Linked DNA regions of Homo sapiens: region 1 is linked to region 2. A link is a loop called in an ENCODE intact Hi-C map of the cell type or tissue named here. Cell type or tissue: PC-9. All regions are shown on one strand. Links, peaks and the distances in the headings refer to the core of each region. The heading gives the core; the rest is flanking DNA.

Region 1 (16,466 bases), core at 2,844-10,843, 390 kb after region 2:
TCTCACAGTGTCTCGCTCCGTTGTCTGTGCTTCGTCTGTGTTTACTTGTTTGTTTCTCATTGTCGCTGCACAATCTTCTCATCGTGTATAGGGTTTGTTTTCCCTGACTTCTAAAAAAGCTGTAAACCCTTAACATCCTGTTAACATGCAGGCAATATTTCTATAAAATTCCTGCAATACTCAGAGTGCGATTTGCGTCCATTCAAATGAAGATGTATATATTATGTAATTGCCAATTAAAAATACTTTTCAGTAGAATTAAAAACCAGCAATTTTTCTAAATATGGCACAACATTTCCTTTGTTTTAAAACAGTCTGGGAGGTTGGTGGGAAGGAAAGCCTCATGGGAAAAGCAGGGCAGTTGTGTTGGGTCAGTCTACCTGGCAGCTGGTTGGAATGTGGACCAAGGGTTCTGTAGCCTTCCCTCCTCTGACACTGTGTGCTCGAGACCTGGCCATCACCAGGTGCCTGTGAATTGATACAGAAATTGAGAGCCAGCCTTGAGAAACCTCTGCAGTTTGATGGAATGATTTTGTGTCTGTTGAGTCCCAATAAATTAGGCTTGTGTTTTGTCTTTTTAAATTGCTTTTTGCCCCCTTGTTCTATTTTTTTATGTAATTAAAAAAAAAAAGACATTTGTAACAGATGGAAAATTTAAAAGGGGAAAAACAACCAAGCAGAAAACTGCTCCTCATCTGTGATAGATGAAGCTCTGTGATTGTCGGAATATCCCCGTCACCCTAACTGCCCCCCACTTCATTGTCCCATGTGAAGATCCTGCCTCTGGGCTTCTGGTCTGTCATGACTTATATAGAGGCAGGCAGTTGGTTGCAAAAAAGCTCTCTTTGTTCCCCATGACATAGAGATAGTGGCATTGCCTGATCCCACCCTCCCCCTTATTTTTTAAAAAATAACACTAGGGAATTTCTGTTAAACTTGATTCACTTCCTGCTGTTGCCTTGTTAATGTGACTGTTTCATATCAGTTATTCCTGGGTTCTAAAGTGCTTTTTGGGACAGGCATCATGGCTCATGCATGTAATCCCAACACTTTGGGAGGCCAAGGCAGGAGATAGGCTTGAGGCCAGGAGTTCAAGACCAGCCTGGGCAACATGGGGAGACCCTGTCTTTATCAAAAAAAAAAACCCAGCAACAGCAACAAGCCAAAAACAGCTGGGTGTGGTGGCACATACCAGTAGTCCCAGCATTTAGCAAGGCTGAGGTGGGAAGATCTCCTGAGCCCAGGAATTTGAGGCTGTAGTGAGCTATGATAGCGTCACTGCACTCCAGCCTGGGTGCAGTGAGACCCAGTTTCAGTAAAAAGGTTAAAAATAAAAAAAAAAAGTGCTCTGAATGACCTACATTGTTTGTAGATTTTTTTTAAGGACTATAGATTACCCACTAAGTAGTTGGAGTCACACTTTGTCCGTTTTGGTGGATTGTCAGTTTGTATCAGGAATATTATTAGACGGTGGTGTTTTCGATGGTCATAGGGGAGACAAGAGTAGACACTGCTTAGGACATACAAGGGAATTTAAGGTTAAAATGAGATTGGAAATTCCTCATAACATTGTAGTACTTTATATTTCGGGAGTGTGGAGGATTTATGAGGTTAAATTTAAAGGTATTAGTTTTGATGAAGTAGGCAATCATTGTGTATTTTCTTGTAGGAATTTGTTAAATAGTATAATTTTTTTTTAAATGTTACAGCATTTTGAGCATCAACAGTTTAAGATAAATGCTTACTATTTTATATAATCCACTCCCAACCATGTCTTTAAGGGAATACATCTGCTCTCTTTTACTTACTTAGTTTTTTTTATTCGTTATTATTTTTGAGACGGAGTTTCGCTCTTGTTGCCCAGGCTGGAGTGCAGTGGCGTGATCTTGGCTCACTGCAATCTTCACCTCCCGGGTTCCAGCGATTCTCCTGCCTCAGCCTCCTGAGTAGCTGGGATTACAGGCACGTGTCACCACACCAGGCTAATTTTTGTATTTTTAGTAGAGACGGGGTTTCACCACCTTGGCCAGGCTGGTCTGGAACTCCTGACCTCAGATGATCCACCCACATCGGCCTCCCAAAGTGCTAGGATTACAGGGATGAACCACTGCGCCCGGCACTTATTTAGTTTTATTAGTTAATTGTCTTGAGTGGCATTGCATTATCCATCCTACGTAGTGTTTGGGATTCTGATGAGGTCTATTTCAATCCCTGTACTGTGTGGCTGTTTCTTGGTTCTTTTTGTTGTTGTTTTCCTGCCCTCAAAGAATGTTTTTCAAATACCTCTCTGAGCAGGTCTAGGTGAACAGTTTAAAGTAGGGCCCAGTTTCTCATCCTTGCAAGTGCTCACTATTGCGTGAGTGGAGACCTTTACGATTAGAGGAGGAGGGACTATTAGGCAATTGACGATACATATCAAGTTGATTGTATGTAAAGCAAAAATATGTTCGTGTATTTATTGGTGGAGAGAAAGGGAAATTTCTTATTGGCTACTGTGTTAAAAAAGAACAAACTGGGCTGGGTGTGGTGGCTCACGCCTGTAATCCCAACACTTTGGAAGGTCAAGACTGGGGAGGCTAAGGCGGGTGGATCACCTGAGGTCAGGAGTTCAAGACTAGCCTGGCCAACATAGTGAAACCTCACCTCTACAAAAAATACCAAAATTAGCTGGGCGTGGTGGTGCACGCCTGTAATCCCAGCTACTCAGGAGGCTGAGGTAGGAGAATCGCTTGAACCTGGGAGGTGGAGGTTGCAGTGAGCTGAGGTGGCAACACAGCAAGACTCCATCTCAAACAAACAAACAAAGAAACAAACAAAACACTGTTCCAAGATCTATTAGGATTTGTTTTGATAGAAAGGAATTTCTACGTAAGATATTCAGGTGAAAGGAATTGAAATGTACTCTGTAGTTAACAAATGGTAAGTTAGGGAGTTAGCATAGGATTGTAATGGGAAAGAAGCCTGAAGAGTAGATTAGGGCTATTTTCTGTTTTAATGTCTACCAAATAGTTGCAATTTGACCTTGTTGGCAGAGGGTAACCCAGAATTTGGGATTGGAGGGGGCGTAGATAGACTAGAGACATACCTTTTTTTCTGTAGTACAAACTTGAATTGTTGTAGTGAACTTTTCGTGGCCGAATTTAGAAGTGGCGACAGGGACACTGATGGCTAAATAGGCAAAGGTGACCTGGATGTAATGACACAGAAGAGATGTGGGTATGGATTTGTGACCCCGTTAGATGGACGTATAGGATGTATATAAATACAGCAGGATAATGTAGTGTTTTCTTCTTTACTGTCAGTGGAAATAAATGAACACCATTAAGCTGATGATGTCAGATACCGTGTGTAGTTTTTAAATACTCAGGCAAACATAGTGTGTACATAGGCATGTATTTCTACACACATGTATACACATGTCCATGACACACATTTTATATCCATGTACAAAACATAGTCCTTTAACCAAATTTATTGCGCTTGAAAGTAGGCCTGTGGTTTATGAGAGTGTGAGAGATATAGAACCTTAATTAGGAAGAGTTTGCTTGAAATAGGATCTTTTTTCCCCTTATGTGTCATGATTTTATTGCCGCACGTAGGCCTATATCCTCCAGTCTCTGCTTAATTTATTTTTAATTTTCTTTTGCTTTTGCAGGCCCAGGCTGCAAGCACAAAGGAAGTTTGCTCAGTCTCAGCCGAATAGTCCCAGCACAACTCCAGTAAAGATAGTGGAGCCATTGCTACCCCCTCCAGCTACTCAGATATCAGACCTCTCTAAAAGGAAGCCTAAGACAGAAGATTTTCTTACCTTTCTCTGCCTTCGAGGTAAGACTTTGCAACCATCGGCGGAGGTCTACGTGGAATCTACATGTAAGCCTGAGGTCTACGTGGAGTAACCTTAGCTTTACTCTCTGCCATGTTCATTTTTCTGTCCCCAACCTGGGTTGAGGGGGAATTGAAAGTGAGAAATCCCACCGAGAGAGTGTGTGCTGGGTGTGGCTTTTGAACCATCAGTTAAGTTTTATTTCCTTTTTAATATGACTCTTAACACCCTACTTCCTGGCTTCTCAATGCACAATTATGCAGTTTCTAACTTTGACTTCTAATTTGATTTCTCTGCACCATACCACCACCTTGACACACACACATTGCTGACTTGTTTTGTAAGGCAGTTTTTTTTTGATGCAGGACTTTGGGGCTGTGAAGGCCCCTTTCTTTGTGCTTCCTAAGGCCTGTCAATAAGCCATGGTGATGAGGGACTTACGGTTCTCTCAGCCCTATATTACGTTAAGGAAAACAGTACTGGTACTTTCAGAGTCTAATTGACAGTGCAAATACTGGTCCATGTTTCAACTCGGACCAGTTAACGGAGGCCAGGTGGATTTGGGATCTGCTGAATAGAGTTATTTGTGAAAGTGTTTGTTGCAGTTTCCTTATTACTAAGTTTTCTAATAGCTGTGAGGAAAGAACACAGAAGATTGAGAGAATAAGGAGTCATTTCTGGAGGAATGATAGAAAATTTAGGAAGTCCTGAATGCAGAGAGTTCCTTGGGTGAGGTTATTTGAGAGAAAATGAGCAGAAGGAGAGGGCCTTTGCTATTGGACATCTGTGGGAAAACCTTGAGGTTCATAGTCACTTTTATTTGATAAATATTTTGATAATTTATTATTACAGACAGATTTTAAGTTAACCTTAAAAAGTTTCCACCCATCATCCCTCACTCAATACATTAGTGTGTCTTTCCTTCAAATAAGTACATTTTCCTATAACTGTCAAAGTTAAGAAGTTCACAGTGATACGTGGCCCCCATGCAGTCCTCAAACCTCTGTTTCACATTTGTTCTGAAGGTGCTTTGTAATGTCCAAGTTTAGAGCAAAAGGACCCAGTTCAGAATTAGGCGATGCCATTAATTGTCTGTAGTCTGCTTAATCTGGAAGAGTTCCTCATTGTTTGTCTTTGACCTCAACACTTGAAAATTACAGGTCAATTATTTTTTAGAATGTCCCTTAATTTGGGTGCCTGGTGTTTCCTCATGATTACATTCTGGTTTGTGTTCTTGGCAGGAATGCCACAAGGGAAGTGATTCCTCCTCCTTGTTGTTGGGTCCTCTGTGGGGATACACAGTTCAGTCCTTCCCTTTCCACACTCGTGTTCATGCTGATCATTCGACTGTGGTGGGCCTGTTAGGAGTAAAGTTGCCCGTCTCAGCCTTTGCAGTGTATAAGTGTTAAGAGAGGATATTCTTTGAAACTAGTACATACTTCTCATCATCTTTATCATAATTGTATGCGTATGGGCTTCCTATTTTATTCAAAGGGTTATAATCTGTTACTCCTATTATGTATTCTGATGTTCAGATTGTCCCAGATCACCGCCTCATCCGTGGATCCTCATCAGGCTGGCTTTTTATTCCATTTGACATGTCCCTGTCATCCTTCCAGCCTTGCTTCTGGCACAACAAAATGTTCCAGGCTCATGGTGTACTTTCCCGCCCTCAGTCCTGGAATTGGCCATGTCTTCAAGGAGCACTGCTTTCTTATAGGGATAAGTGCTGTTGAGGAGCCAAGATCTGGGCACTAGGGATGCTGGGAACTATGGGAATGTCATTTCTCCCAGGTGCTCTTAGTAGACTGAGGTTGCATGTTTATAAGGGTCTATCCGAAGTTCTGTGTATATTAAAATCCGTGAGTTAGCAGCCATACCTCCAATTTCAATTTAACACTAAGGGAGGTTCATGTGCATTCATCCCTGAGGAACTTGGCTCCTGTAATCCTTAATATACTTACTTGCTCTGTCTTTTCAGTGTAATCCACCTCCCATCTCTGCTTCTCTGCTGCCCCCACGATGGGAAACTCAGCCCTGACACCCCATATGGTTGCTCCTCACCCCCTCTCCTTGCCCAATTGCCCTGCCTTACTAATTGGCTTTGGGACTGAATTGTTGGGGGGGAAATTTTGACATTATAGGATAGTTCTTGGTGATTCTTAACACATAAGAAAGGAGAGTTATTAATGTATTTGTTAGAAATTTTGTAGCCCTTGTCGGTTGTTGAGCCTTGAAAACAGGGAGATACGAGGTAGGTGGGGTTCCCACCAGTTTATCTCCATTAGCTTTTTTGTTTGTTTTTGGAGACAGGGTCTTGTCTCATATCAAAATAAGAAGTTGTCCACTTCTGGAGTGCAGTGGCACAGTCATGGCTCTAAGCAGCCTCGACCTCCTGGGCTCAAGCCATCCTTCTGCCTCAACCTCTCCAATAGCTAGACCTACAGGCGCAGGCAACCACACCCAGCAATTTTTTTTTTTTTTTTTGGTAGAGAAGGAGTCTTGCTGTGTTCCCCAGGCTGGTCTTGAAGTCCTGGGCTCATGCAATTCTCATGCCATCTTGGCCTCCCAAAGTGCTGGGATGACAGGCATGAGCCAACATGCCTTAGTTTTTACATAGATTTTGGCTGAAAGATTCTCCTGATCTTGCATGTTGAGTATGAAGATGGAAAGGAAGCTGTGAGAACTAAATATGACAGAATCTTGTGCTGGATTGGCTGTATATAGAGAGAAGAACATGGCCACTAGACTGTGAGGCTGGTAGAGTGTGGTGTGATGATCAGGAATGGAGAACGAGTGGGATGTGTACTCAGAAGGATGTATTTGCCCTAAAGGAATCTTTGAAGGATCAGCAGCAATGTGATTCAGGTATATCTAGCCGCGCTTGGTTGTGCCGTCTATAGTCCATCTCTGTGGAGGCTGACACGGTGGAATCCTTGACACCTGGAGTTTGAGGCTGCAGTGAGACATGATTGTGCCTCAGCACTGCTGCCTTGGCAATTAAGTGGCACTTTGTCTCAAAAAAAAAAAAAAAACAATGGTGATATGGGACTCTTAATTTGTGACTTTGGTCTTGCGTGGCTTAAAATTTTTTTTTTTAAATGACAAATAATAATTGTACATATTTATGGGTCACATGATGATTTTGTGATACATGTAAGTGATCAGATGAGGGTAATCAGCATATCTCATCTCAAACATTTATAATTTCTTAGTGTTGGGAACATTCAACATCCTCCTTCTGGGTGTTGCTAACTGTAGGCATCCTACAGTGGGATATAACACTAGAACTTATTCCTCCTATCTAACCATAATTTGGTATCCTTTTCTAAATATGCATGGCTTTTAAACGTAATTGGAGCCAGGTGTGTTTTTTGAGACAGAGTCTCACTCTGTCGCCCAGGCTGGAGTGCAACAGCGCGATCTTGGCTCACTGCAACCTCTGCATCCTGAGTTCAAGTGATTCTCCTGCCTCAGCCTCCCGAGTAGCTGGGATTACAGGCGCCCACCACTACGCCTGGCTAATTTTTGTATTTTTAGTAGAGACGGGGTTTCACCATGTTAGGCTGATCTCGAACTCCTGACCTCAGGTGATCTGCCTGCCTCGGCCTCCCAAAGTGCTGGGATTACAGGCATGAGTCACCATGCCCGGCGAAGCCAGGTTCTTTAAAGAGTAACTATGACTTAACTAGTTTGGCTACTTTTGGGAAAGGAATTTTGATGTCTAAAATTGCTGTCGGCATTTTGCTTAGTAAATAATGAAATAATAGTTTCTGCCTCCACCAGTCCACCAATCCCGTTTCATTAGGATGTCTGAAGATTGCTCTGTTGATTATGGAATTTAGTTATGCAGGTCTTTACTATGGCGCAATTGTGACTGTTGTGTTTAGTTCTCAAAGGTAGAGAAGGAGAGAAACCCATCAGGGAATGTCTCAGTGATTCTGTGTAGAGAGGAATATGTGTGTTTGTGCTACATGTACTTGTGCGTGCACTATCTTATAACATTATATTTTCTGAGGTTCTGGGAAACCTGGAGAGTCTTTTAGTTGCGGAGGCATGCTTATTTATTGTTCAAATAAATGCCATCTAGAGAAAACATTACCAAGTAAGTACCTGGCTTTGAAGTTTCAGGATTCCAGACAGAAGAGAATCATCTTTTCATAGATAAAATTTACTTCTTTTAGATGTCAAATACAAAAAAGGCTTAAATAATTAAAGCCTAGGAGATGTTTAAAACAAATTTAAAAAAATGCTCTGAACCTTTGGAAATGAATTTCATATATGAGCTAGGCAATAAAAATAGGCTTTGTTATTTGTTTTTCTGTTCGTATACAATATTGTACTGTTTTGCTATTTCTTTTATACTTTTTTTAGATCTGAGGTATTAAAAATGAGTCATCCTAGCTTTAAAATACCATTTTTTTTTCCCGGGAGGATAAGTGTGTTTACCTGATCTGACTCTACAAACCCCAAATGACAGATGATGCTTATTATAGCTTCATGACCCTGAAAATCTGATGGATTTGGTGGCCTTAGATAGCATCTTTTCTATCTAGGATATCTAGATAGCATCAAGATAGGTAGTTTCTTGAGCTAATTAAAACCTGTATTTCAGTGTGTACAAAGGTTACATAGTGATCCCTGTTGTTGTGGTACTTTAATAATTTTATTTCCATTTTAATTTAAGAAAAACAGGATGTTAAGCTTTTTTTTTTTTTTTTTTTTACAATCATAAAAGTAGTTCCTGTTCATCTTGGGAATATTGGCAGAAGAAAGGTAAAGAAGTAGGCAAAAGAATGCATTCAAAATAGCATCTCCACCATCTCCCAGAGACGACCGCTGTTAATTACCTTGTTTGTGACTATTTTACTGAGCATTCTGTGTGCATGTATAATACATATTTTTCCTGAAATGATATTGCATTATACTTTCGTTTTTGCAGTCTGATTTTCCTACTTAACACTGTCACAAAAATGCCTGTCATTTCATTTTAATAGCTTATGTTCCATTTGGTGAATGTCTCATAATTTATCTAATTCCTGATGCACATTTAGAGAGATTTCCACCTTTTTGATATCCACTGCTAATGACGCATATCCTTAGTTAAATCTTCACCTTGTTGAAGCCCTTTCAGGCAAAGTTGACAGTTGGGAATGCGATTAACCTTCTTACACCTGCATCCTAATTCTGTTCTTTTTTCGTGCTGATTCCAAAGCAAACATAGCTTGTCACATCCCCAAGCCTCTAGTGTTCACCATAAAGAGCTCAGTCAGCCCATCACCCTTGGGTGACAGCGAGCACTGTGAGGGGTAAAGAAGGCAGTCTTTAATATGCTCATTATTTATAGGGAAGAAAGTCTGGCTGCAGAAATAATGAAGGAAGCAAATCAAACACCTGGAAGTGATGTTTGTTGCTAAGGATCCAGGTCTTTTTTTTTTTTTTTTTTCCCTTCTCCAGTCCTCAATTATTACCTTTAATATTCTCGGCACTTCTTTGGGATTTGGAAGAGAATAAATCGTGAGGCCAAGGGAAAGACAGCGAGTGGAGTTCTTTAAACCTTGTTTGTTATCTGTTAATGACAGTGAGAAATCTTTGAGATGGGGAGGAAAAACCCTATACTATTAATACTGGGATTAGTATAGATATGTAAACACCCAGCTAGTCATTCTGAGGTTAAAAGCTTTAGAAATCTAAAACAAATTTGTTTTAAGACACTACCAGCTAAGTCTGCAAGGCTCTTTCATTTCCTATTTAATATTGTGACCTAAAATTTCTACAGGAAAGGAGGATGGGATGAATAGTGCAGCCGGCCCGAGGTATTTGCCCGCAGTGTATTTATCTTTAAATAGCTGCTTTGAAGGGGTCCACATGTCTCTTGCCAGAGGCATAATTAGTATCTTTCACTGGCACACGCGGGGAAGAGGGTTTTGCGCTTGCTGCATGCAGTGATTCGTACCATCGCCGTATTCCCTGTCACCACTCTGGTTATTCTTAATGAGTTCTGTCGTCTCCTCTTTGTTCTGACTATGATTATTAACAGATTAAAAAGAGCTTAATGTAGCAGAGCACTGGCAGGTTAAATGATTCTCTTATTTACATTTTCCTCTTTACGGGGCACTGCAAACAAGGGGATTCCCAAAGGGGACTCCTGAAGCATGCAAACCTACATACACAGTTCATTCCTATGACCGTGGGCATCACAGTTCAGCGTCACGGCTCGGCACAGTGAAGAGAGTGTTATTATGGGGAGTTCCTCGTAAATATCCTTACTGTCAGCCGTTGTGAAGCAATGCTGTCTTGTTTTGGAACTGCCTGCCTTTTGTTTCTTCTGTCTTACAGAATCTTTAGTGATCAGCTGTCATTCAGTTGCTAATTAATTCAGCAAACCTTTATTAAACTCTTTTTGTATGCTAGACACCTAGAAAACAGATTAGACACAGGAAAGCAGTATTGGTGGTGGGTGAAATTGAGGATATAACAATAAATGCGTGAAAATGCTGGGATAGAAGTGTGTACCCATTAAAGCAGGAAGGGAGAGGCCCTGGGATGGCTGCAAAGGAATGCTGACATTTGCTGCGGGTCTCCGCGTTACAGTGCATTAGGAATCTTTGCAGAAAGAGGATAGTGCTGGGAAGGGGTTCTGCAGAAGCAACTGCCAAGGCATGGATTGATGTTGGAGGTCCTGGAGTTAAAGCAAGAAAGTTAGGATAAGCCTCAGATTCTGCATGCCCTGGGCTAGTTACTGGAGTATCCCTTGGCGTTCTTCAAGTCAGGGGTGACATCATAATACACCTATGAGGTTAGGAAGATGTTACTGGCAGCTCTGCAGAAAATCGATTGAGGCTGCAGGGAGTTCTTTCTAGGGGCATTGGCAGAAGGCTGGCATGTCTTGGGCAGATGATTTAAATATTTCTCAGCCTGAGCTTCCTCATCTGCGAAATGGATATTCTAGAGTCTATAGCACATAGTTGTTGCAGAGCTAATGGGTATGAAATAGCCCAGAATTGATACCTGAGGCGATCATCCACATATAGGCATCCTTTGATAACTCAGAGGACTGATTTATGGACCTCCTTTTGATACCAAAATTCATGGATACTCAAGTCCATTATGTAACATGGCACATGGTATTTGCATGTATGCACATCCTCCTGTATACTTTAAATCATCTCTTGATTACTTATAATACCTAATACAATGTAAATGCTGTGTAAATTTGTTAGATAATATTGTTTAGAGAATAATTACAAGGAAAAAAAGAGTCTGTATGTGTTCAGTAGAGATGCAACCGTCCCTTTTTTTACCTGAATGTTTTTGATCGACAGTTGGTTGATTCCATGGGTGCAGAAGTGTCTGATACAGAGGTCCAACTGTACATTTATTTACCATTTTTTCCAGTGAATTGAGGCAGAGGTAGTGGAGAGGAAGATTATTAGATTTTGGATTTAGGTGGAACTGTCTAAAAGACCAGCTGAATCGGCCACAGGTAATAGAAGAGACAGCCAACCTGTGGTGTTTTTTCTAAAGAGCGTTGCTGGCCTCATTGGCAAGGAACACATATTTTGATGTGGTCCTAGCCTTGAGTATTGAGGACTAGGATTTCTAAGTAGGGCAAATGCAAAAGCCTGGGGTGATTTAGAGGTCACAGAATGAAAGGGGATTAACCTGCCAGAAAGCAATTAAGTAATCCCCCAATTGCAAGGAACACTATGGTGCTAATAATGAGCTTCCTTGAGCAAAATGGGAATACTTTACATTATGTAAACTCTTTGGGGAGGAAATCACACTGTCTCCAGTGGTACACAACTTTTTTTGAGGGTCTCTGGGAGTTGTTGCATCTTAGTTTTTGAGAGCAGCAGTAGTGAAAGTGTATGTTTGAGAACGGTGTCATCACTGCCTAGGGGCTTTCAGTGGCCTTAACGTTCTGCATATGCTTGGTTTTCTCCTAGAGTCAGTTACCTGTTTCATTTGTTGGGATAGTTTATCAGTTAATAATGAAGAAATCTGAAACCCTGAAATTTTTGAGGTCTGAGGAGGGGAAGGATGGATCACTTTTATTGGCCCTGTGACGTTGATCAGATGTTATTAATAAGACTGTAGGTCATTTTGCTGTGAGGATTCTCCCTGCTACAGGCCAGCTGGCCTCTGACCATGTTGTGCCCTCCCTGAAGATAAGGCAGGCTTCCTTTTTGCTGCCAGTGAGTACTGGCACAGATTCAGTAGTACTTCTCAGAGTCATCTCTGGCCTTCTCCTTACTTTCTAGAGAGTCCTTGAGTCTTTCTGAAATCCACTTAGAGAACATGGAAATAAGACTTTAAGTATGGCAGTGCTGTTTTGTTGGCCAAGCACCTTGCTGACTGAAGGGGTTTCATTTATAGCACTAAAGTCCCTGGTGTCTGTGTCCCGCAGGGAAGTTGAGTATTCAGCTTCTCCATTGGGAACTGAGGAAGGCCTCACATGATTCGCACAAAGACTGTTGTCTGTAGTGGCTGTTAGAATGCTCATTTTGTTGTTGTTGTTGTTGTTGTTGTTGTTTTGTTTTTTGAGACGAAGTCTCCCACCCTGTGTCACCCAGGCTGGAGTGCAGTGGCGTGATCTCGGCTCACTGCAACCTCCGCCTCCCATGTTCAAGGTATTCTCCTGTCTCAGCATCCTGAGTAGTTGGGAATACAGACGTGCCCCACCACACCCAGCTAATTTTTGTATTTTTAGTAGAGACGGGGTTTCACCATGTTGACCAGACTGGTCTTGAACTCCTGACCTCAGGGTATCTGCCCACCTTGGCCTCCCAAAGTGCTGGGATTACAGGCGTGAGCCACTGCACCCAGCCAGAATGTTCACTTTCTTACTGGTTTCTTCTTCTCCACTTGAGATAATACCGTGATGGCTTGAGCACCATCATGGCTGCTGCTATGTGGTATGATTTCTATATTCAGTGAGATGAAGCGAACCATAGATAGACCTTGTGGCATTTGACTGGGTGTGTATTTGAATGTGTTTTAAATTGCCAGTGCAGACAACAATATAGGAAGGGTTGTAAGGGGAACGTTACAGTTTTCAATGACAAAGATGCTAGATTAGCGTGGGAATAGGAGATTGGGAGGGAAGGTGGTATGATAACCATTGTATTCTCCTTGTGAAGTCCCACATGTTAATTGCACTTGCAGATAGAATACTACCCTAATGTCGGGAATTTCCTATTTGTGGGATTAGATAGGCACACCTGGGTGCTTGTTTGCACTAGTTCTTGAGAGCTGTAATCCAGGAGGAGGAGGGAGGGTTGCTGAAGGAAAGACTGGCCATGCATCTAGGAGGTCATTGCGTCATCCCTCCTTGTTCCTTAACAAAGACCAAAGGTTCAGCTTATTCTAACCATTGAGTTCATTTTGCATTTTCATCCCCTGTCTCCCAGATTCTGGTCACCAACCAATCTAGTTACTTTCCTATTTGGGAAAGAAGATATGCTGTCACCTATGGAAAGAATGACAGTATGATTTTATACCTATGAGCATAATAATATCACCTTACTGTGAGTCACTCAGCTTGCTTTTGCCTATGTTTGGAGCCATAAAAATGTTTCGACTGAAGACATTATGCTCTGTATACAGTTGAGTAACCTCGAGTCTCATGGCAAGTAAGCATCTCCCAGAGCCATGGCCTCATCCTGGAGTCTTGGATCCCATGTAGAGTCCCTTCAGTGATGGTATCTTTTTTTTTTTTTGGAAATACCTATTTAAAAAGAAGTACATTCCCAAGATGAGCATGATTGGATAGGCACCTCCGTATTCAGTAAGGAATAGGGATTCCCTTTGTGTTTTGCTCATGCTATTGAGGGCTGCTTCCCTATCTCTGCTACACAAATCCCTCTTCATACCAGAAAGGACATTAAGTGAACGTTTTACATTCATTTTAATTTTAACCATTACCTTTCCTTTAGGGCAATTGATAGTAATTTTGTCTTGATACAATGGAGATAAATTATTTAAGACATGAATGCAAGTCACCTTACAGATAATAATAGCACATGGAGCATCTGGATCTGGCAAATACTTTTAGGATGGTAGGCAAATGAATGCGAATTGGGAAATTCTGTTTTAATTTCTTCCCTAATAAGTTGTAAAGTCAGACCAGGAATGGGCAGAGATTGGCACTGGACATGTTATATTTGTCCCAAAGTCTTTTAGGGAAGTTTGTGTTTACATGTTGTGCATGCATGAACATGTGAGATGAATGTAGACAGCTGCCCTGTTTGAGTCTCTGGTGCTTTGAACAGTGCTGATACATACATACGTAGATTGATGCACTAGGGTATTTGGGTGCAACTGCTTTCTTCTGTGACTTCTTTCATCTTCTATCCGTTGCCCAAGTCCCTGCCAGCTCACTTTGAAGTTTTGTTTCTTAATTTGATAGTCGGGGTTGATTACTTTTCATTCTGTTTATGTATCCCGAAGATGAAACACAAACTCAGTGGGCCAGCCCCATGGTAATTGGGTCAAGCAATAGAATTTGACTCTGCAGCTAAATGACAGTGCACAGGGAATCCCTCTAGGGTCTTTCCAAAATACAGCCAAGCGATGTTTCGCTGCTTAAGATCAAGAACTGATCGAGGGAGGGAAGATAATGGGCAGGAGGGCTTGTCTGTGTACATGATTCATAGAGAAGAATCCAATTTTATAGAAACCACAGCCTAAATTAGAGAAAGCAAGCTTTTGGATTAAAATGATCTCTGTTGTTGTTGTAACATACCACAGTTTGATTTTTGTCCAGATGAAAACATTTGGTTTGCACTTCAGTAAATATTGTGGAGACATTGCCAGCTAATTCTGAAAAGTAATGAAATACGGCTTTGGCAAAGAGCAGATGCATTCCGTACTCTGATTGCTCTTATCTGATCCAAGTTCAGATTTTTTTTACATTTGCTAATGCACTTGAATAATCGGGAGAGAAAATCTGCCTGTAATTTTAATAGGAAACTGTCTATATTGACTATACTTTTATAATGACCACCCATAAAGTCTTCCCCTGCTCCCCCTGAAAAAAATCCCACACAATTCCCAAACCTCTAAAACATACAGCTTTTGTTGGTTACTTTTCTAAAATGAGAGTTTGTAAAGGAGTGATATGATGTGGTGTTCCATGTGAGGAGTCAGCCTCTCTCACTTGCTAAATAATGTGAACAGAGCTTGTGTTTTTGCCATGCAGAGTCCACCCCTGAGAACGCAAGGTCATGTGGGGTTGTGGAGCCCTTTCCTTTTTTTTTTTTTTTTTTTTCCGAGGTGGAGTTGCCCTCTTGTTGCCCAAGCTGGAGGGCAATGGCACAGTTTCAGCTCATTGCAACCTCTGCCTGCTGGGTTCAAGTGATTCTCCTGCTTCAGCCTCCCTAGTAGCTGGGATTACAGGCATCTGTCACCATGCCCAGCTAATTTTTATATTTTTTAGTAGAGATGGAGTTTCGCCACGTGGGCCTGGCTAGTCTCGAACTCCTGACCTCAGGTGATCCTTCTGCCTTGACCTCCCAAAGTGCTGGGATTACAGGTGTGAGCCACCCTGCCCAGCCTGTTCTGTTTTCAAATACGTCTGCTAGATACGAAGTTTCTACCGACTCAGCACAATATAATTACGTAATGCATCCATTCACCCATTTCATACTGAGAAATATGCAATAGTTTTCTCCAGTGATAAACACCCTGGGCTGCTATCTGACTTGAGGGGTTTGAAATATCCTTTCTTTCATCCTGTTTGTATTGAGCAGATTCTTCCTCCTCTGCATTTATTTCTAAATGAGATAATCAAGCTGGTATGTAGGTAAAGAGGAAATAAATGCTCTTTATATAAATGTCTTAATTAATTTTAGTTTCTTAGATGCTTTGTGTCTTATGCATTTGAGGTTGTTATTTAGCTATTTTCTAGATATTAGTCCTTTTCTATCGCTGTGACCATTTTTACTTTGGCATGAAATAAGAGATGATCTTACTGCATTTGTCTCGAGGAGAAAAAAAGAACCTACTTTGGCTTCATTTTTACCAATTCTGTGGCTTCTCTGGGTCTGGAATGCCAGTTTGACCCCTCTGTGATTTTACAAGTGGACATTCCAGCAGAATTCTTAGAGGGATTTACAGCAACCACGTGGTGACAGAGCAATGGCATGTGCAGCGTTAGACTCTGTTGGCTTTATTCTTTTGTACCTACTTCTGTTTGTCTATGACGTTGATGAGATGGACAGGTATGAGGGTGCCCGACCAAATTCTGGAGGTCTGTTCCTTCTAGGGGAGATGCCAGTTGTTCATGAGTGCTCCCCCTGGTGGATGGGTGATGGATTGGCCGTGGCCCTTGGAGGATGATGCCAAGGAGGACAGTCAGGCCATATCCAGGCTTGGGGAGACAGTGTTGTCCTTGTGGGGTACCCCCCAGTGAGAAGAAGGGGTACAAGCTTAACCTCTGAACTAAGGGTACTCTGGTGGTGGTTAACTGACCTCCTCCCCTGGAGTTCATTTTTATTCTGCTTCAATCCCTTTCCTACACTTTCCCTTTTCCCAGTCTTCCTTCCATTCAACATATTACCTCCTGATTCCCCATCTGATTTACGAATCCTTCATTACCCATTTTTCTTTGTTGATTCTTTACCTTTAGATCCAGACCAAC
Region 2 (16,466 bases), core at 3,124-11,123:
TTACCCAGGCTGGAGTGCAATGGCGTGATCTCGGCTCACTGCAACCTCTGCCTCCCAGATTCAAGTGATTCTCCTGCCTCAGCCTCTTGAGTAGTTGAGATTACAGGCACCCACCGCCACTCTTGGCAAATTTTTGTACTTTTAGTAGAGACTGGGTTTCACCACGTTGGCCAGGCTGGTCTTGAACTCCTGACCTCAAGTGATCTGCTCACCTCAGCCTACCAAAGTTCTGGGATTACAGGTATGATCCACCATGCCTGGCCCTTTATTTTACTTTATTTATTTATTTGTATTTTACTTATTTATTTTTTTGAGATGGAGTCCCATTCTGTCACCCAGGCTGGAGTGCAGTGGCACGATCTCGGCTCACTACAACCTCTACCTCCCGGGTTCAAGCAATTCTCCTGCCTCAGCCTCCCGAGTAGCTAGGATTATAGGTGCCCGCCACCACACCCAGCTAATTTTTTTTTTTTTTATTTTTAGTAGAGACGGGGGTTTCACCATCTTGGCCAGGCTGGTCTCGAACTCCTGACCTCATGATCCACCCGCCTCGGCCTCCCAAAGTGCTGGGATTACAGGCGTGGGTCACCGCCCCTGGCCTATTTATTTATTTATTTATTTATTTATTTATTTATTTATTTTTAGTGATAGCCAAGATTTTCTTTTTTTTTTTTTTCTTTTTTTATCTTCATCTAATATAAGGCTATTGTGCCTACATTGAAAACTTGCTGTTGGCTGGGCGAGGTGGCTCACGCCTGTAATCCCAGCACTCTGGGAGGCCGAGGCAGGCAGATCACCTGAGGTCAAGAGTTCAAGACCAGCCTGACCAGGCCGGGCGAGGTGGCTCATGCCTGTAATCCCAGCACTTTGGGAGGCAGAGGCGGGCAGATCACCTGAGGTCCGGAGTTCGAGACCAGCCTGACCAACATGGAGAAACCCCGTCTCTACTAAAAATACAAAATTAGCCGGGCGTGCTTGTGCACGCCTATAATCCCAGCTACTCGGGAGGCTGAGGCAGGAGAATCACTTGAACCCCGGAGGCAGAGGTTGTGGTGAACCGAGACCATGCCATTGCATTCCGGCCTGGGCAACAATGATGAGAAAAAAAAAAAAAAAAAGACCAGCCTGACCAACATGATGAAACCCTGTCTCTACTAAAAACACAAAATTATCCGGGCATGGTGGCACATGCCTGTAATCCCAGCTACTCAGGAGGCTAAGACAGGAGAGTTGCTTGAACCCAGCAGGCGGAGGTTGCAGTGACCCAAGACTGCACTATTGCACGCCAGCCTGGGCAACAAGAACGAAACTCTGTCTCAAATAAAAAAAAAAAGATAAAAAAAACCCCTGCTGTTTAGTGTAGCCACCTTCATCAGTTATCTTAGATTTTCTGGATAACTTGCTGCAGCTTCCCCATCGGCACTTGCTATTAAATTTCACTTTGCACTTTTCTGTTATGGAGACAGCTTCTTTAAATTTTGTGAACCAAATTCTGCTAATTTCAAACTTTGCTTCTGCAGCTTCCTCACCTCTCTCAGTCTTTATAAAATTGAAAAGAGTTAAAACATTTCATTGGATTAGGCTTTGAATCTAGGGAGTATTGTGGCTACGTTGATCTTCTGCCTAGATCACTAAAACCTTCTCCGTATCAGCAATAAGGCTGCTTCACTTTCCCATTACTTGTGTGTTTACTGGAGTCGCACTTTTAATTTATTTCAAGAACTTTTCCTTCATATTCACAAGTTTGCTAACTATTTGGCACAAGAGGCCTAGCTTTGGGCCTACCTCAGCTTTTGACATGGCTTTCTCACTAAGCTTAATCATTTCTAGCTTTTGATTAAAGTGAGACATATGACTCTTCCTTTTACTTGAACATTTAAGGCCATTGTAGGGTTATTAATTGGCCTAATTTCAAATGATTGCATCTCAGAGAACAGGAAGGCCCAAAGAGAGGGAGAGAGATGGGAGAATAGCCAGTTGGTGAAGCAGTCAGCACACACATATTTATCAATTAAGTCTGCTATCTTATATGGGCGTAGTTCATGGTGTCCCAAAACAACTACAAGAGTGACATCAAAGATCACCAATTTGGGAATGATAGTAAGAGAAGTAAACCAAACAAATAGGCTTGGCACAGTGGTTCATACCTGTTATCCCAGCATTTTGGGAGGCCAAGGTGGGAGGATTGCTTGAGCTCAGAAATTTGAGACCAACCTGGGCAACATGGTGAGACCACCATCTCTACAAAAAATACAAAAATTAGCTGGACATGGTGGCACACACCTGTAGTCTCAGCCAGATGGGAGGCTGAGGCAGGAGGATTGCTTGACCTGGGAGGTCAAGACTGCAGTGCGTCAAGATCATGCCACTGCCCTCCAGCCTGGGCACAGAGTGAGACCCAGTCTCAAAAACAAGCAAATAGGCTGGGTGCGGGGGCTCACACCTGTAATCCCAGTACTTTGGGAGGCTGAGGCGGGTGGATCACCTAAGGTCAGGAGTTTGAGACCAGCCTGACCAACATGATGAGACCCTATCTCTACTAAAAAACATACAAAATTAGCCAGGCGTGATGGTGCATGCCTGTAATCCCAGCTACTCAGGAGGCTGAGGCAGGAGAATCGCTTGAACCGGAGAGGCGGAGGTTGCAGTGGGCCGAGATCGTGCCATTGCACTCCAGCTTGGGCTGCAGAGTGAGACTCCATCAAAACAAACAAACAAACAACAACAACAAAAAACAAGCAAACAAACTAAAAGATGATCACTTAACCATAGATCATCGTAACAGACATAATAATAATGAAACAGTTTGAAATATTCCAAGAATTACCAAAATGTGACACAGAGACAGGAAGTAAGCACATGCTGTTGGAAAAACAGCACAGATAGACTTGCTTGAAGCACGGTTGCCAGGAACCTTCAATTTGTTTAAAAAAAAAAAAAAGAGAGAGAGAGAGAGAGAGGTATCTGCAAAGAAGCAATGCACTAAGGTGAAGCGCAATAAAAGGAAGTATGCCCGTATTGAAAAAAGCCTGAGGACTCCTATTACCATATTCAGGGAGGCTGAGCCCTCTGGGTATCCCGGGTGGAAAACACTCTACTGGATGACTGATAAGCTCTAAAATTCAATTATTCTGATAACTTCACAGATGCCTGCAAATCAGTACAAATATATGACCTAAAGGAAATAGGCTTTACACATAGAAAGAAGTTAAAAAGAAAAATAGCTGCTTTAAGTTGGGTGCAGCTTAAGGGTTAAATACCGCTTTCAAATATATTGCCCTTGTGGTGATGATAGCATCTGCAGGCCAGTAAACTCTTGCCTCCACCTAATAATTGACTAATAACATGTATCGAGTGTCTTCTGTATGCATATAAATACTTTTCATCTATTGTCTCAATTTCCACCGGCCCCTGCTAGAGTCTTACATGTTGGTATCTTAGTCTGTTCAGGCTGCTATGACAAAAATACTATAGACTGGGTGGTTCAAATAACATTCTTTTTTTTTTTTCTCTCTCTCTCTCGCAGTTCTGAAGGCTGGAAGTACAAGATAAGGTGCCACTAGATTCAGTATCTGGTGAGGGCTTGTTTTTGGTTCACAGATTACCATCTTCTTGCTAAAACCTCAAATGTCAGAAGGAGCAAGGGGTTCTCCAGGGTCTTTCCTTTTTTAAAAAAAATTTAGATTCAGGGGATACGTGTGCACATTTACTACATGGGTATATTGCAATAATGTGTTCTGGTAGGTGCTGAGCTTCTAGAGTACCCATTACACAGATAATGAGCATGGTACCCACTAGGTAGTTTTTCAATCCTTGTCCCCACCCCACGGAGGGTCTCCTTTATATGGACACTGTCTTAGTCTGTTCTGCTGCTATCACAAAAGACCTTAGACTGGGTAATTTAGAAACAAAAGAAATGTATTACTCTCAATTCTGAAGGCTGGGAGGTCCAAGATCAAGGTACCAGCAGATTCGATGTCTGGCGAGGACCTTCTTACAGGTTCATAGATTGTGTCTCCTGCTGTGTCTTCATATGGCAGAAGGAATGAAGAAGCTCCCTTGGGTTTCTTTTATAAGGGCACTAATCTCACTCATGAGGGCTCCACCCTTATGACCAAGTCATATCCCTCTTATTACTGCATTGGAGATTAGGTTTCAACCTATGAATCTGGGTGAGGGGGGCCACAAATATTCAAACCATAGCAGGTATTAATCTTACTCATAAGAGCTCTGTCTTACAGCCTAATCAGCTACCAAAGCTCCACCTCCTAATATCATTACATTAGGGGTTATGATTTCAACATACGAATATTGGTGGGGACAAAAACAGTCATTCTATAGCAGGTAGCTACTAATATTATATCACCCCATCCTTCAGATGAAAAAATCCAAGTTCAGAGAATAGAGCTGAAACTACATCCAGACTGTCTGACTCCCGTCCTGAGCCCCTAACCTTTATGCTACACTGCTTCTTGATATCTCCATGGGCCATTAAATGACACCGCTTGAAATAAAAGCAATGGCCGAGTACTGTGGCTCACACCTGTAATCCCAGCACTTTGGGGGGCCAAGGCAGGAGAATCACCTGAGGTCAGGAGTTCAAGGCCAGCCTGGCCAAAATGGTGAAATCCCGTTTCTACTAAAAATACAAAAATTAGCCCAGTGTCATGGTGGGCGCCTGTAGTCTCAGCTACTTGGGAGGCTGAGGCAGGGAGAATTGCTTGAACCTGGGAGGCTGAGGTTGCAATGAGCCAAGATCATGCCACTGCACTCCAGCCTAGGTGACACAGTGATACTCTGTCTCAAAAAAATAAATAAATAAATAAAATAAAATAAGACCAATGGCATTTGTATTAATTTCCTAGAGTTAGCCAGGCGCAGTGGCTCACGCCTGTAATCCCTGCACTTTGGGAGGCCGAGGCAGGTGGATCACCTGAGGTCAGGAGTTCGAGACCAGCCTGGCCAACATGATGAAACCCCGTCTCTACTACAAATACAAAAAATTAGCTGGGAGTTGTGGCACACACCTGTAATCCTAGCTACTCGGGAGGCTGAGGCAGGAAAATCGGTTGAACTCGGGAGGCGGAGGTTGCAGTGAGCCAAGACTGCACCATTGCACTTCAGCCTGGGCAACAAGAGCAAAAAAACTCTGTCTCAAAAAAAAAAAAAATTCCTAGGATTATCACAGAAATTACCTCGAATTTAAATCTATTCCCACAGTTCAGGAGGCCAGGAAGTCCAAAATCAAGGTGACAGGAAGGTTGGTTCCTTCTGGAGGCTTTGATAGAGAATCCATTCCATGCCTGTCTCCTAACTTCTGGTAGGTATTGGCAGTCAGTGTTTTGACTTGTAGCTGCCTCACTCCAATCCCTGCCTTTGTGTTCACATTGTATTCTTATTTATGTGTCCTTTTGTCTTCTGTCTCTCTCTTTTTTTTTTCTTTCTTTCTTTCTTTCTTTTTTTTTTTTTTTTTTTTTTGAGGTGGAATCTCACTCTGTCACCCAGGCAGGAGTGCAGTGGCACGATCCCAGCTCACTGCAACCTCTGCCTCCCAGGTTCAAGCAATTCTCCTGCCTCAGCCTCCCAAGTAGCTGGGATTACAGGTGCCCACCACCATGCCCAGCTAACTTTTGTATTTTTAGTAGAGACAGGGTTTCGCCATGTTGGCAAGACTGGTCTCAAACTCCTGACCTCAAGAGATCTGCCCACCTCAGCCTCCCAGAATGCTGGGATTACAGGCATGAGCCACCACACCCAGCCATCCATGGTTCTTTATTGGAAGCTGATGATAACTCTTATGTCCTAAAATTTAACCCACATGAGATTTACCATTCCCATTACATAGATATGATCCATTTTAAAACACAAACAAAAAATAGGGAACTGAGAAAATATTAAGAGATGATAGAAGACATATCAGCGGCATTTATTCAGCTAACAATTACTTAGCACTCTTGGGGGCCAAGAATTGTGCCACATGCCAGTCAAAAAACAAGAGACTTAGAGCCTGCCCTGGAGGAAGTCACAGTGAAATGAGAGAAGTGCCCTCAGGTGCCTGCAAAGGCATAGAGAAAGGAGCAGTGAGTGCTCCCCAGGGAGGCCAAGGAGACCTTCCACAAAGCAGGTGACATTTGAGCTGAGTCCTGAAAGATGAATGGGAGCACACCCGGGAGGGAGCCCGGGAAGGGCATTTCAGGCAAAGGACAAAGCAGAACAGAGCTTCCAATGCTGGGCCAGGTTGCTAAATTCAGCAAACAGTGAGCAGTTTCCTTTTTTTTTTTTTTTTTTTTTCTTTTGAGACAGAGTCTCACTCTGTCGCCCAGGCTGGAGTGCAGTGGGCCAATCTTGGCTCACTGCAACCTCCACATCCCGGTTCAAGCAATTCTCGTGCCTCAGCCTCCTGAGTAGCTGGGATTACAGGCATGTGCCACCATGCCTGGCTAATTTTTGTATTTTTAGTAGAGATGGGGTTTCGCCATGTTGGCCAGGCTGGTCTCAAACTCCTGACCTTAGGTGATCTGCCCACATCGGCCTTCCAAATTCGTGGGATTACAGGTGTGAGGCACTGTGCCTGGCTGCCTTTTTTTTTTTTTTTTTTTTTTTGAGACAGGGTGTTATTCTGTTTCCCAGGCTGAGTGAAGTAGTGGCTCACTGTAGCCTCAACTTCCCAGGCTCAAGCGATCCTCCCACCTCGGCCTCCTGAGTAGCTGGGACCACAGGCATGCACCATCATGTCCTGTTATTTTTTGTAGAGATGGGGTCTCACTATGTTGCCCAGTCTGGTCTGAAACTGCTGGACTCAAGATCCTCCCACCTCAGCCTTCCAAATTATTGGGATTACAGACATGAGCCACCATGCCCAGCTTAGGACTCATTTTTATTCCATCAGTCTCTGCCCAAAAACTTTCAGTGATTTTTTGTTGTTTAAGACATGTAACCCAAACCCTTCATTTTATAATCCTGGCAGCCTGTCACCCAGCTCAAATCATGACTTCCCGGCACAAAGCTTGTGCTGCAGTCCATCTGTCTCCCTGATCCGTCCCTTATAGAAAGTGAACACCTGCTCTTGCCACAGCTGTCACATGGAGGGACTCCGCCCAGGCCCCTCAGTCTACAAAATTCCAACCGTTCTTGAGAACTTGCTCATTTGCCACACTTCCCTAAGCTGAACATCTAAAGGTAATTCTTCAGGGTCAAAAACTGGGCCTTCCCATATTAAGAGGCATCCCAAGAATGATGACATCACATGTCCTTCTAAGGAATCGAACACTAGCGATTGTGAACTCCAGCAAGAAGATGTTTTGTCTTTGAGATGAGTAATGAGGAGAAAATGGCGTGACGATGGCATTACACGGATAAGGGTCTATTATTCCTTATCCACAATGCTGAAATTCAAGAAGCTCCCCAAACCACAACTTACTACATAACTCATTGCATGTCAAGGCCTGACCTGGCCTGAACTGACATGAGCCTATTTATAGACATTGTCTCATTCCATGTGCATATCTATCCTTTGGCTTCAGAAATAGTAAGATGCTTGATTGCACAATACTGCAGGAGAGTCCACCAGCAGTGGTAGGTAACACCCTGAGTCCTGAAAGCCATGTGGCTCCAAGGATTTCAGATATGGAACTATGGGCCTGTGGTGACTATGATCCTGGTTTTAATGCTCATGTTCATGTTCATGTTCCCCAGCGCTGCATTTATTCTTAGCTTGAGCTTATTTGTGGGATCAGCCTGATTATGGTCGCTGAAAAATCTTTGTCAGAGGCAGTTGGGATAACCAGCCGTGGGCAAATGAAACAAGAAAAGTCAACCAGAGACCAGAGGCTAGCATGTGGCCTAATTCCTCCCCTGGTCTCAATCTTATCACCATGGCCCATCAGAGGTGCTACCTCCTGGCCCTGCCTCACACACCTCCACCCCCAGACATCTTGGGTCTACAGATACTTTAAGAGCCCTGGAAGCACAATTGAAGCTTGCCGGGTGTGGTGGCTCATGCTTGTAATCCCAGCACTTTGGAAGGCAGAGGTGGGCCAATCATTTGAGCTTAGGAGTTTGAGACCAGCCTGGACAACATGGCGAAACTCCATCACCATGAAAAATACAAAAATTAGCTAGGTACAGTGGCATGAGCCTGTAGTCCCAGCTACTTGGAAGGCTGAGGTTGGAGGATCCATTGAGCCTCAGAGGCAGAGGTTGCAGTGAGTCGAGATGGTGCCATTGCACTCCAGCCTGGGTGGCATGAGTGAAACCCTGTCTCAACACACACACACACGCGCATGCACGCACTTCCCTTTTTTAGAGACAGGATCTCATTCACTCAGTCACCCAGACTGGAATGCAGTGCTGCAATAATAGCTCACTGCAGCCTTGAACTCCTGGGCTCAAGTGACCTCAGCTTCCCAAAGTGCTGGGATTACAGGCATAAGCCACCCCACCCAGCCTACATGTGGGGTTTTGGAAGGCAGATCTGGGCCTGTCCACCAACTCTTCTACCAATAAGATGCACGCCTGGGAACAATCTAACTCATTCTCACTTGCCTCATCATTTAAATGGTTATAATTATAATAATTGCTTCTGACATTACTTTTCAGGGTCAAATAATAGAATCAATATGGTAGTTCCATGTAAGTAGTAAGATGATATACAAATGTCATAGTATTTTTATTATTTTTTATGAGCCCATATAGAGAAGAGATATTATTTTTTAAGGTCAGAATATCACTTATACTGGAATACTTATTTGTTAGGATAATACTTCTCAAATATACTTTCTTTTTTTCTTTCTTTTTTTGGAGAAAGAGTCAGAGTCACCCACCCAGGCTGGAATGCAGTGGCGCAATCCAGGCTCACTGCAACCTTCAGCTCCTGGGTTCAAGTGATTCTCCTGCTTCAGCCTCCTGAGTAGCTGGGATTACAGGCAAGCGCTACCACACCAGGCTAATTATTTTGTATTTTTAGTGGAGACAGAGTCTCACCATGTTGCCCAGGCTGGTCTTGAACTCCTGCACTCAAGCAACCCACCCACCTCTGCCTCCCAAAGTCCTGGGATTACAGGCATGAGCCACTGAGTCCAGCCCTTACTTATTTTTTTTATATTTAAAATAAAAATTTTTTCAATATAGAGACAGGGTCTCCCTATGTTGCCCAGGCTGGTCTCAAACTCCTGGGCTCAAGCAATCCTCCCACCTCAGCCTCCCAAATTGCTTGGATTCCAGGCATGAGCCACCACACGCAGCTGCAAATTTATTATCACGTTATTGTTTCAAAAGATACTCCGCTATTAAAATTGAGCAGTCAGAGTCTTTTTTCACTTTTCAGGAAAAAATAAAATCAATGACAGAATTTTCTAAGATTTGGCTGGGCGCGGTGGCTCACGCCTGTAATCCCAGCACTTTGGGAGGCCGAGGCAGGCGGATCACGAGGTCAGGAGATCGAGACCATCCAGGCTAACACAGTGAAACCCCGTCTCTACTAAAAATACAAAAAATTAGCCGGGTGTGGTGGTGGGCGCCTGTTGTCCCAGCTACTTGGGAGGCTGAGGCAGGAGAATGGCGTGAACCCCGGAGGCGGAGCTTGCTTGCAGTGAGCCAAGATTGCGCCACTGCACTCCAGCCTGGGCAAAAGAGTGAGACTCCGCCTCAAAAAAAAAAAAAAAAGAATTTTCTAAGATTTACCAGCATTTACCAGATTTACCAGAATTTTCTAGATTTACCGTCAGTTAGGTTTTTCTATTGGGGTTGGATTCCACTTGTCTTTTAAGAAACATATAAGTCGGATGAGATTTGATAAAATTATTAAGTACTTGGCCAGGTGTGAGCCCATTCACTATCAACTGTCACGAGAACAGCATGAGGGTGACCTCCCCCATGATCCAATCACCTCCCACCAGGTCCCTTCCTCGACACGTGGGTTTTACAATTCAAGATGAGATTTGGGTGAGGACACAAAGCCAAACCATATCACAAGCATTTGCAATAAAATTCCAACTAAAACAGAGACACTGAAATCTACAGGTAAAGGTCTTTCTTCTGTGAGTGCCAAGAAAGTAGGGTTCTGCAATTCTTGGGTGGATTTAGGAAATGCTTCATGGAAAAAAAATGACACCAAGGCCAAGTCTTAGAAAATGTGAGCAAGACAATTCACCTATTTCCCCATTTCAGGAGTTCACTATGGCAGGGTGACGCTAGGGCTTGGATGGACCCAATGAGATGTTCTTGAACACCAGATTTAGCTTTAAAATTCAAGGTTTCCTGAGTAGAAATCCCATTAGGGTAGAGCCCAGCAGTCTGAGTTATAGCCGGACTGTAACAGAGAGTGGATGGAGAAAGATTAATTAAGGCAGTTGGGTTTGAAAGGACAAATGAATCTGACATAGCAACATGACAAATGTGTGTGAGCCCAACACTAATTAGCAATAAAAAAAAATACTTATCTTCTAAATACACAAAGCACATATTTTCAGTGACAACTCATTCTACTCCTAATCCCCACATAAACATGTAGGTCAAAGAATGCCTGGGTCAAATTGGTGCTTTCATCCCCTGCATCCACATGGGCGTCACCAACCAGCCCTCGAGTGAGGGGAAGATAGTCCATCTGGGCCCATTTGGAGAAAATGCTCATTTGCCAAAAGGCAGATTTACTCTAAGGACCACCCCTCCACTCATAAAGCTCTCTGCAAATGTGCAAAGAATTTAAAGGCAAGCTAGTATTTATATACTTACTCCTCTGCATTTTTGCCCTTTCAATTTTAAGGTAGAATGGCTTGTTTCATCCCTCTTTTGGAGACCAAAGAGTTTATACTTAATCTGGACTGAACTAAACAGGCCTTCTTCTGGGAAAAGGGCTGAGGGAGTCCCCAGCTCTGGGTCTATTCAATCAGTTAATGAATTAATTATTCAGGGATTCTTCTCTGTCACTGTGAGGTTGTGTGTGTTGGTTCTTCCTCAGGAAGGACCTCCCTTACCACCTTAACACAGTCAATAACCCCTCGCCCACATTCTCTGCTCCTAATCCTGTTTTATTTTTCTTCATAGCATTTATCATTTCCTAACTTTATAGTGTAAATATATTTTTTTGATTCCTATCTTCTCCTCTATTATGAAAGCTCCCGTTGATGGAGACTTTGAGAGTTTTATTTAATTCTGTCAACCCAGTGCATAGAATAATGCTTGGCACGTGATAGGCACTCAATAAATACTTGCAAAATGAGTGAGTGAATGAACGAACGAATGAATGAAGTCGAATAAATGAGGCTGAGACTGCTTAAAGATCATCCCAGGCCAATCCCCTCACTGTTGAGAACTAAGTGCAATGGTGGTCTCCTAAAGGAGGTTCTTCTGGGAGGATCCACCCCTCATTGTGTGGGGAGGTACTAGCCCACGGCTAGAGTGTCAGATAAACATAAGAAAAATTAAATAGAGGGTGAAGCTCTCAGCGGCTTGGAAGAGTGTCCTATAAATAGGGAGGAGGAAGAAGGCCTTGGAGGGTAGGGATGACTCAGCCAGCTTTGTCAGGACATGATTTTCAACTTTCCACCCACGGACACTTTGGGTTGGTTAGAGAATTATTGCTAAATCCTGACAACGTGTGCCTACAGTGTGATTTCTGTTCTCTTTCTCTCCGTTCCCCTCTCACTGACCCTTTTCTCTCAACCGCCATGCGCAATGTTTCTGGGAAGTCTGTGAGGAATCCGCCATCAAGAACCTGTAAGCTGCTGCAGTTAAACTTTGAATGCGGTCCGTTCCCAGCGTCATTTCCCCTTCCCTTTCCTGCAGGCCCTGGTCTCTGTTGGTCATTGAGGGTCAACGCCAGGACTGAGGTATATGATACAGAGGAAGCCGATCAGCCTATTCCTTTCCCCTAGCCAGAGACTGGATTAGGTCAACAAGCAGACATTGCTGGGGACTTCAGGAAGGAAGTTTCCTAGTCTTTGAGTGACTCCTTTGTCAACACATATCAACAGGGAGCATGTAGTCCAGGAGTTACCGGCAGCCATCTTGTGACCCTGAGATGAGCGGGGATGGAGCAGAGCCACCAAAGGCAGAGAGGAGAGAATGAGAGAAACAGGATCTTCGGAGACATCCCTGAGCTACAAGAAGCCTGCCCTAGCTCTGGGTTTTCCAGTAGATGCAAGCCAATATATTCCACCCATCCATTCATTCATTCATTCATTCATTTCTTTCTTTAGAGAGGGAGTCTCACTCTCCTGCCCAGGCTGGAGTGCAGTGGCGCGATCTCGGCTCACTGCAAGTTCTTCTCCTCGGTTCAAGCGATTCTCCTGCCTCAGCCTCCTGAGTAGCTGGGATTACAGGCTCCCGCCACCATGCCCAGCTAATTTTTTTGTATTTTTTTGTATTTTTTTTTTTTTTGAGACAGAGTCTCGCTCTGTCGCCCAGGCTGGAGTGCAGTGGAGCGATCTCGGCTCACTGCAAGCTCCACCTCCCGGGTTCACACCATTCTCCTGCCTCAGCCTCCCGAGTAGCTGGGACTATAGGTGCCCGACACCGTGCCCAGATAATTTTTTTGTATTTTTAGTAGAGACGGGGTTTCACCGTGTTAGCCAGGATGGTCTTGATCTCCTGACCTCGTGATCCGCCCGTCTCGGCCCCCCAAAGTGCTGGGATTACAGGCATGAGCCACCGTGCCCGGCCCCATTTTTCTGTATTTTTAATAGAGATGGGGATTCACTGTGTTAGCCAGGATGGTCTCGATCTCCTGACCTCATGATCCACCAGCCTTGGCCTCCCAAAGTGCTGGGATTATAGGCATGAGCCACTGCGCCCAGCTCATTCATTTCTTTATTTAGCAACAGATTCTTGCTCAGTCGCCCAGGCTGGAATGCAGCGATGTCGGCTCACTGCAGCCTCCACCTCCTGGGTTCAAGCAGTTCTCCCACCTCAGCTGCCCCAGTAGCTGGGACTACAGGCATACACCACCACGCCTGGCTAATTTTTGTATTTTTAGTAGAGATGGGGTTTCACCATGTTGGCCAGGTTGGTCTTGAACTCCTGGCCTCAGGTGATGCGCCTGCTTTGGCCTCCCAAAGTGTTGGAATTACAGGCTTGAGCCACCGTGCCTGTTTATGTTCCATTTATTGTGTAAATCAATTTGAGCTGTTGTTAAAACTGAAAGCTGCCTAACTGATACACTGGTTCTGATTCTTTTTCCCAACTTAAGGTGAATTAAAGGAGTTTGTCTCTTTTTTGTTAAGTTTAATATATTTCATTTCAAATGTCACTATATATATTTGAGGCCACATTGGAAATATGGACTCTAATAGTACAATACCCCCTTGTTGAGCCAACTTTAAATTACATTAACTTTTGCAATTCACCAATAAATCATAGCAGAGGATCATGAGACTACAGATCTGCCACTTTCACTTTTAACCATGTAAAATTAGGAAATTTTATTAATAAAAGGTATTTGTGAAAAATCATACATGCATAAAGAGTCTTATTATGATATAACAGTGAATACATAATTCTAGCAATCACCAGAATATAACAAAAATTGCATAGTGAAAATAAAATTCACCGTAACACTACCAAAAAAAGGTTATGGGCTCAGTTAGATTCCTGGAGCATTGGAGACAGTCAGAATTTACTTAGGGTTGGTCTCACTCCTGAAAACCTCAGGAAATGCTGGAGACGGTGCCTGGGGTTCATTTTTACTGTGCCGAGTTGTGTCCCTACCCTGATGAGCTGTAAGTTCCATTATTGAGATCTGTCTCATAAAATGACACTTGGTTTTTTTTTTTTGGTTTTGTTTGTTTGTTTGTTTGTTTGTTTTTTCTTTTTTCTTTTTTCTTTTTTTTTTTTTTTGAGATAGTCTCACTCTGTCGCCCAGGCTGGAGTGCAGTAGCACGATCTCAGCTCACTGCAACCTGCAACTTCTGCCTCCTGGGTTCAAGCGATTCTCCTGCTTTGGCTTCCCAAGTAGCTGGGATTGCAGGCGTGCACCATCATGCCCAACTAATTTTTGTAGTTTTAGAAGAGATGAGGTTTTACCATGTTGGCCAGGCTGGTCTTGAACTCTTGGCCTCAAGCAATCTGCCCACCTTGGTCTCTCAAAGAGTGCTGGGATTACAGGTGTGGCCCACCACACCCGGCCTTGGCTTTGGTTTTGGTTTTGACCATGCCACAGCGGTAGTGGCTGTGGGGTGGAGAGGATGCCTGATTTTTAATTCTTATGAAGGTGCTTTCTTGTGTGGATAGTTCTGCAATCTGGTATTCCTGCAAGGGCAGTGGGGGTGATTGCTGGAGGGATCTATTTGGCTATCTTGCTCCACCTCCCTTAGAGGAGTTTGTCTTAATAAATAAACCCAGGAGAAGATAAACATTGTTTGATTTTCCCAGATTTTATTGTGGATAAACTATTTTAATTTAATTATGGAATGAAATCTTGTATACTTGCATATTAGGGAATCAGAAAGAGATCTGGAGCTTTGAAACTAAAACGCTTCACTCGTAAACTGACAATCAGATATCTTAGACCAAAATCTTCTTCAATATTAATTGGTACTTACAAAATATCCTTTGAAAAAGGCTATATAGAGAAGCTGAATGTGTCTAGCGATTAAGACAGCATTTATTTATACTCTTATACTAGTTTACATATACTCTTATACTGGTTGAAATGTTTCTAATTGATTAGACACGTGGAATATTTGAGAGAGAACAGACATCAGGCAATGAGGTACAGCAGTTAAGAACAAGGTTAACTTGCCCAAGTTCTATCTTAACTTCATTTTCGTAGGTCTTGTTGGTGCTGATATGATTTGGGTCTGTGTCGCCACTCAAATCTTTTGTCAAATTGTAATCCTCGATGTTGGAGGAGAGGCCTGGTGGGAGGTGACTGGATCATGGGGGCATGGATTTCCCCCTTGCTGCTCTCGCCATAGTGAGTGAGTTCTCATGAGATCTGGTTGTTTAAAAGTGTGTAGCACCTCCCGCCTCTCTCTTCCTCCTGTTCTGGCCAGTGAAGATGTGCCTGCTTCCCTTTCCCTTTCTGCCATGATTGTGAATGTAAATTTCCTTGAAGCCTCCCCAGCCATGCTTTCTGTACAGCCTGTGGCACCATGAGCCAATTAAACCTCTTTTCTTTATACATTACCCAGTCTCAGGTATTTCTTTATAGCAGTGTGAGAAAGGACTAATACAGTGGCCTACCCAACATTCATCTCCCTCCTTCCTCTCTCCTAGTGAAGCCCTGATTTCGTTCTCCTCCATGCCACTAGAGAAAGCTATTTCTCTAGTGCCAGGAATGAGTCTTGATTTATCTAAACCAATCAAAGCAGGCTTATCCTCCTCTTCAGCTATTGAAATGTGAGACATATCAGTCCAGGAAGACACATACAGGGGGATTTTCCCAAGAGTTTCTAGGACAGTTCCTCTAAGAGAATTTCCAGAAGTAATTCCCTCTCTTAGGCTTACCATGGAAAAGAAAGCAAAGAACTTTGACTACTGTTGACAGCCACTCCTCAACCATGAGGAGAGCTAGGCTTAGGATGCAGTCCACACTGCCTATGGCAGAGCAGAAAGATGGAAAGAGCCTGAAGTCCTTCTTATAGACCAACTATCCACCAACTTTAAAGCCTATTCTGCCTTTGGATTTCCTGTGAGCTATGTGAGCCAATAAACGTCCTTCTCATTTAAGCCAGTTTGAGTTGGGTTTTCCATTACTTGCAGCCAAAAACAACCTCACTGTTAGGCTCTTTAAATCCTATCTCTTAGGTATGTTGGGAGGAATAAATTTGATATGAAGTGCTTAGCATAATGCCTGCATCATATAAGTGCTTAATCAATGCTTAATCAATGGGCACTATGATTATCTAACCACTCATGTTATAGATTATTTGCCCAAGTTAACATAGACTTCCTCTGAATGGTCTGTGGATTAGTCTAAATGCATCAAACCAGAGAGAAGGCCAGGGCAAAAGTCAGGTCATTGAGTCAGGAAGGCTGATGACACAAGGACCAAGATCCGAGAGGCAGAAAAATGTCAAAGCCGGAACAAAAGGCTAGTTAGACAGGGCTGGAAGCAGACACCTTGAAGGTGGAGCAGGGATGGGCCAGGGTGGATCTCCCAGTCACCGGGCTCCCACATGGCAATTTCACCCCATCCTGATAGGCCCAGGCTGGAGTCCTAAATGAAAGACCGTGTGACACAGCATGTTAGTAGCAGAATCTAGTTAAGCACTGAGATCTTACTCAGTCCAGCACCCTTTCCACTACACCAAATTTAATTCCATTGCATGGGCGTTTGTTTTTATTACATTCAGAGGACTCCTAAGTTACCTGAAATCACAGAATGTAAGAGGCAAAGTACTCACTCCCCACTTCAAAGTAAGTTTAGTGGCTATCCTTGGGTAGAGGGAGACGAGCTGTGACTTTACTATCTACTTTGTGTGTATTAGGGTTGAAGTCTTTACAAAGCATGATGTTTCTTTTTATAT

Evidence for each region. A loop is a pair of places that touch in the nucleus more often than their neighbours do. Peaks named below come from ENCODE experiments on the same cell type or tissue, not always from the same donor. Only the 100,000 strongest peaks of a DNase experiment are listed, where the experiment ranks them.
Region 1: it touches region 2 in a loop (6-fold over the local background); 4 of 110 quality-filtered maps call a loop at or near these places.

The regions. Positions count from the first base shown.
Region 1 is chr6:15,448,351-15,464,816 of GRCh38, forward strand. It overlaps JARID2 (jumonji and AT-rich interaction domain containing 2), which reads left to right. Exons shown (of 18, transcript NM_004973.4): 4 at 3,656-3,825. Among named protein-coding and RNA genes, the nearest start is that of DTNBP1-AS1, 89 kb to the right of the region's middle. RefSeq lists an enhancer at 12,623-13,280. In PC-9, for the core only: no CTCF peak of the experiment used is centred there; DNase peaks (open chromatin) are centred at 7,661 and 8,351; H3K4me3 peaks cover 753 bases; H3K27ac peaks cover 1,827 bases.
Region 2 is chr6:15,055,321-15,071,786 of GRCh38, forward strand. No RefSeq gene overlaps it. Among named protein-coding and RNA genes, the nearest start is that of JARID2-DT, 180 kb to the right of the region's middle. RefSeq lists an enhancer at 10,928-12,127. In PC-9, for the core only: no CTCF peak of the experiment used is centred there; a DNase peak (open chromatin) is centred at 7,291.